Linked DNA regions of Mus musculus: region 2 is linked to region 1. Evidence: chromatin loops called from intact Hi-C (ENCODE). Cell type or tissue: gastrocnemius. All regions are shown on one strand. Each heading gives the region's core, and the rest is flanking DNA. Links, peaks and the distances in the headings are about the cores only. Region 1 holds the start of Traf6 (TNF receptor-associated factor 6). Region 2 overlaps Iftap (intraflagellar transport associated protein).

Evidence for each region. Hi-C counts contacts between places; a loop is a spot of excess contacts. Peaks named below come from ENCODE experiments on the same cell type or tissue, not always from the same donor. Only the 100,000 strongest peaks of a DNase experiment are listed, where the experiment ranks them.
Region 2: a loop joins it to region 1, with 7 times the contacts of the local background. A loop is called at or near these places in 2 of 42 quality-filtered maps.

The regions. Positions count from the first base shown.
Region 1 is chr2:101,676,674-101,679,589 of GRCm38, reverse strand. It overlaps Traf6 (TNF receptor-associated factor 6), which reads right to left and starts at 1,170. Exons shown (of 7, transcript NM_001303273.1): 1 at 970-1,170. In gastrocnemius, for the core only: a CTCF peak has its summit at 1,239; DNase peaks (open chromatin) are centred at 668 and 1,192; H3K4me3 peaks cover 1,565 bases; H3K27ac peaks cover 1,399 bases.
Region 2 is chr2:101,601,339-101,604,254 of GRCm38, reverse strand. The region is part of intron 2 of Iftap (intraflagellar transport associated protein); the gene reads left to right. Among named protein-coding and RNA genes, the nearest start is that of Rag2, 22 kb to the left of the region's middle. In gastrocnemius, for the core only: no CTCF peak of the experiment used is centred there; no DNase peak of the experiment used is centred there; H3K27ac peaks cover 506 bases.

The DNA of each region.
Region 1 (2,916 bases), core at 174-2,673:
AAACCAAAAAGAGCTCTCCCCACCCCGGCATCCTCAAAGGAGGTATGAAAGGCCAGCAGCTCAAGTCTCAAAGCCAATATAATACTTCGGCTGTGACAAATTGTTCTCGTTTCTAGACGTCTGTCACAGGCTAGCGGACTGCTCTCAGAAAACAAGCTAATCCTATACATCCAAGCGTTAGGTGCTTTCTGTTCACACACAAAGACAGTCTAAGTCTCATCCGGAGTTCCCCTGAAGCCAAATACTAGGAACAGCTTTAGCAACACGGCGTCTGGAACAATCGAGAGAGCGCAGGGGTGGGGAGGGGAACATTGGTGTCAGCGTACTTTTTTTTTTTTTAAACTTGCTGCTTAGGTTAGAACCGCTCTCGAATTTAAAAGGGCACACAAAAAGTTTTCCCCTGCACTCTGGGAGTTTGAAGGGATTTTCTCTTTTCTTCTTTTCTTTTCTTTTCTTTTCTTTTCTTTTCTTTTCTTTTCTTAATTTAAGCTGGAAGGGACGGGAAAACCCAGCAGGCGATTTCCTTCCCCGGACAGGGGAAAACACCAGGTGAGGAAGAGAGGGGCTGGGGAGAGGGATGCCGTGTGCCGGAAGGCGACAGAAACGCCAGGAGAGGCTCCTAAACCAGGGGCGGGTTCAGGACCTGTGGGGCTAGAGCAGGGGAGACCCGCAGTCCCGGGGAGGGCACAGAGGGCTCCTCCGGCTCGTGGGAGGACTGTGGGCGCATCCTGCACCTGTCAGGCGACAGGGACAGAGGTGGCTTTGTGCTGAGACAGGGGGTCCCAGGGCTACCCAGACGAGAGGGGGCAAGGGGGCGGAGTCCCGGACCCGAGGGAGGACGTGGAGATGGCCAGTCCTATCTGTGGGAAGCGAGGGCTCGCGGCGACAGGTCCCTGTCCCGTGGGGAACCGGGGGTGACTCTCCCGGGCCCGCGGCCGCCGGAACTCTAGTTCGAAGCCGCTCACTCACCGATCGTACACGCTGAGACTTCACAACCAACTGGGAAGGCTTCCCCGGGCTGCGCCGCGTCGCCTACATACACGGCACTCCGAGACCAAGTGGCTCCGACGCCAAACTCCCGGCTCGTGGGCCGCGGCTGCTGCGTCCGCCGACGGCCGGAGCCTCAGCCCCAGCCGCGGCCGCCGCTGCTTCCGCCTTCTCAGCTCGCTAGGAGCAGCAAGGGGAGGGGAGCGCGCCCCGGGACAAAGAGGCCCCGCGGGAGAGGCCGCCCCCTGTCTGTGGTCCTCCACGCTGAAGCCTTACCCCGCCCTTCCTCGCAAAGAAGTTTTCTCAATAGGCAGAACCTTACATTAATCACGTAGCCCTTCCTCGGACCAGTGCAAAACAGTCGTCTCATGCATGAAACATTTCTTCACAATTGCTGCCATCTGCATGATCCCATTCTCCAACATTGTCACGGGAGAGCTATTTTGAGTTCTCAGTTTAACTGGATGCAAATATCTACGGATTGTAACTGGCACAATGCAATAGATGCCCAAAAGATTTTCACCCTCATCTGAAAATTTGACTCATCTTCTCCATCTGATATGAAAGGTATTATTGTGTATTAAGGCTGTTAGGTAAGGTAAGTAGATACATGTAAATAAGTTATTTAAAATCATCTAGGAAATAATATGTGCAGTAAATATCAATAATACTATCTTTTGCTGACATCTTAGTAGAAGGATTCTTTCAAACATAAGAATCTAGTACAACTCAAACTCAATTCTTCCTCTATCCCCTTTAAAAAGTGCTTTGAAATGTTTAAGGCATGAAGAGTATAAAAAGCTACACCCAGGCTTCTGTGTGCTCATCACGCAGTTTAAGAAGTAGAAGGAAGCAAGTTGAATTGCAATACTCTGCGTATAGCTGTCCCCTCCACTTATATAAGTAAACTCCTGAGGTATGCAAAAAGGGATCATCTTACAAAGTCAGTGGTGGGTAAAGGACCAGTGAGATGTCTCAGCGGGTAAAGAAACATGACTTTAGTCCTGACGATATGCGCTGGAACTCCAGAACCTACACCGTAGAAGAGAACCTATTGCCAAAAGTTGTCCTCTGAACTACAAGTGCACACAATGGCATGCACATAATGCACATGTGTGCAAGTGCACGTACATACACATACACACACACACACATGCGCACACTACAAAAAAGAGAGAGAGAGAGGCACAGAGAAAAGAAAAGGCAGGGCATTGGATTTCCTTCATTTATTAGTGTGACCTCTGGAGCAAGTTAGTCACGTGACAGACATTACAAGCTTCCACTTCCTAAATCATAGAACAGGTTTACATCATGGGTGGTACCTTACACACTGTTGTCAAGGTGAACTAATAAAAAAAATTGATGTGGGAGAACTTAGCAAGAGGCTTTCAAAAAGATCAGGTGTTCTGTGTTTATTTCTTTTTGTTTTTGTTTGTTTGTTTGTTTGTTGGTTGGTTGGTTTTTTAACACAGGGTTTCTCTGTGTAGCCTTGGCTGTCCTGGAACTCACTTTGTAGACCAGGCTGGCCTCGAACTCAGAAATCCGCCTGCCTCTGCCTCCTAAGTGCTGGGATTAAAGGTGTGCACCACCACGCCCGGCTCTGTGTTCATTTCTTTAAACTGTTTTTCTGAATGTTCTTGGGGGGGACCTCATCCTAATTCTGCAAGTCCTATACACACCCTACTACTTTTTGTATAATAGAGAGTCTTGGGCATAGGGAACGTATACATCTCTGTCTGCTTGCAGTCAGGCAGGGCCATGAGAAAGTCAGGACTCGAGCTGTGATGGAGAAGGACTCCTGTCGTCTGATTCCATCCATGCTGCTGCCTATGTTTAATGACCATGTCAGTTCCTTTTGTAAAGCTGTAACCAAAATATGTGACAGGAGGAACTTAAGGAAGAAAACATTTAATCTTAGCTCCCAGTTTC
Region 2 (2,916 bases), core at 264-2,763, 75 kb after region 1:
GTTATGTATTTTCCTGCCTGCTCAAACACTTCAGGGAGCGTGGTGGTGTGGTTTGTGCTTACACAGCCCTGCCCTGTCTAGCAAAATGGCTACTGGCCACAGGTGATCATTGTTATTTAAACTGTGTTTGGTGTGACTGAGAATCTGGATCTCAATATTTATTTGCTTTTAATTAATTTAATTAATATAAATGTGATAATGCATACTTAGTAATTTATTAGACTAAAAGTTTAAATGTATTTGGGACAAATTGGCTATGTGAATCATTTTTAAGGCAAATTTTTGGAAATCAAAGTAAAATAAAATATTTCTGATGAAAATTTGGCTTCTGATTTGTAGTATACTACAAATGTAAAGTAGATATTGGATTTTGAAGACTCAATATAAAAGTAGAATATATCAGTGATATTTTTATATTGTCTATGTGATATGGCAGTAATATTAAGATATTATTTTGAAATAGAATTAAATAAAATATGGATGTAATTGTCTCTTTATTTTTTATCTTTTTTTCAAAAATGACTATTTGAAATTTAAAATCATATGCTGCATTTCTGCTGAATAATAGTTTTTAGATTTGGCTGGCTCTCAGAGCTATCTTTTATGAAAGTATTATGGCAATGCTTTATGAAAATATAGGCTTCAAGGTATTCTGGATTTACAAAGTGAATCCACTAAATCTAAGCCTACTTTATATAGGGTTCTTGAACACTTTAACCTCCCTTCTGGTCTACCAACCAGAAGTAGGGAAAAAGAAGGTTTATACAAAAGGGGGTTATGAACCTGTTTAGAAGTAGTTCTTTGGGGGCAATTCAGCTCTTCGTTGTCCAGATATAAGCAGTCCAATCCAATAGTATATACCACACACAATCAGTAGCAGCAATCTAGTCCAATAGCAAACACCAAACTGGAATCAGTAGCATTGGATCTGTCCAGCAGAAACTGCAAGGCTCATCTGAATCATCATGAGTCAGCAGAAGTAGCACAAATTATTCAGATACCTTGGGAAGTTCTTTGGTGCAAGTCTCTTTCCAAAGTCAAGATGAGCAAAAACCAGGGAAGACCAACAAAGTGTTGCAAGGCATAGCAATGCAAGAGCATCCTTTCACTGTCTGTAGGGTTCTACTTACACTCTTTCCAAACATCACATGCCATCTCAAGCATCTGCTTCAGTAAAACATCCCCTCACATGGCTATTTCAGCAAAACATTCTTTCACAAGACATTTTCCAGAAAAACATCATGTGACATAACTGAGTTTCCAAAGAAACTAGAAATTTCTACTTCAGTCCCTAAAAGTGAGGAGTTGAGAAATTTTTCTCTCTATAGGATTCTGTAGGTGATTCTGAAGCAACGCTGAGCCCCACTGACTGAGGACCACTGGTCTATATTACATTACTGTCACAGGGCTGTGCATACTAAGCTACTAAGTTCACATTTGTTTCTACTTAAAGTTTGGAGTTAGAAGAGACAGCCCAGAGCTCTCTAATTTTGATTCATTTATTGATATGTTTACCTATCATTTGTCTCAAGAATTTTATTCTTACAATAATATGAACATTTCTTCTTATGGCACAGTGGCACAGGGACCATAAGAAAGTTGTTGTACATTGGAAATCTGCTTGGTGTCAGATTCCAGACAGTTGACCATTACATTTCTCCCACAGGGATACCCAACAGTGTGAGTCTGTGAGAAAGACAGGCTCACATTACTGGCATCATCTGACATTTAATGGTTAATAGGTGTTGTAAGCTCCAAGTTACATGATCATCTTTATTGTTATGTTGAAAGGCCTTAACCATACTGTGGAGTAGATGAGGGCCTTTAAAGAAATAATTAAGTTTAATGAGTCTAGAATATGTCTTCAATCTATTATGATTTTGGGGAATGGGGGAGAGAGAAGAGATGTTTACATTGGAATGACACAGTAAAGAGGAGACTATTGAAATAGTTTTCATAAGAAAAGAAATCTTGACCTAGAACACCTGGCCTCCAAGACAGTAGGCATTTCTGTTTTTTAAACTATCAAGCATGTGGTTATTTTGTCATAGCTGCCCAGGCCAGCTTGCCATAGGTCATGTGACAAATTGGTTGTAGAATTGTACTGTCTGCCTATTCAGAATGACTTCAAAGCCCACACTCTGAAGACGTTTCCTTCCTTTCGGATAGTGCTAGATGGTTTTTATCTAGGTCTGGAAGACACTGATGTGGATTTGAACCATTGGGACATAAGTCAAGACATACATATTTTACCTTTTCTTGAGTATAAGCCCTATGAGATCTGGCCTCTGGTGGATTTTGCATACTGTTGCATACTCTTGCTCCTCCTCACCAGCAATGATGTTTTTTCAGGGTGAAATAGGGGTATGCTGAGTGAATATCTATTGGATGGGCTGAATAAACAGAAAACGAGAGGCAACTGATGGCAGATAGGTGGTGCCTCAGACCCCACTCTGAGGAATATCCACATTCGGGTCATGGTATCCCAGGTTTGCATTGACAAACACAGCGACTGGGAGCCTAAGTACTGCTTACAGGGAAGCCAGCAGGCATAGAAATTTGTAAAAATTAGTTATGCGATGCTACTGGTGATTCAGAAAGGAGAGCAAAGCAGTAGGAAGCCCCTAGAATCAGGGAGACCGGCCTGGAGGCTGAGCAGAGACTGAGCAGGGAGACCGGCCTGGAGGCCGAGCAGAGACGTTAGCTTGGCTGTCGGAGGGGAAAGGACACTTGAGGCGTTGCAGGGAGAGCAACGCAGAGAGCACTGAGGAGCAGATGACTGACAGGAGAGCGAGATGAAAAGAGTTAAAGGCAAGTCAGGAGCGCTTTGCCTAGGCCATGCTAGGCCCGCAGAGGCCGAGTTACTTGTTCAAAGCCACATGCTTCTCATCTGAGGAGTCTTTTATTATTTGTTTC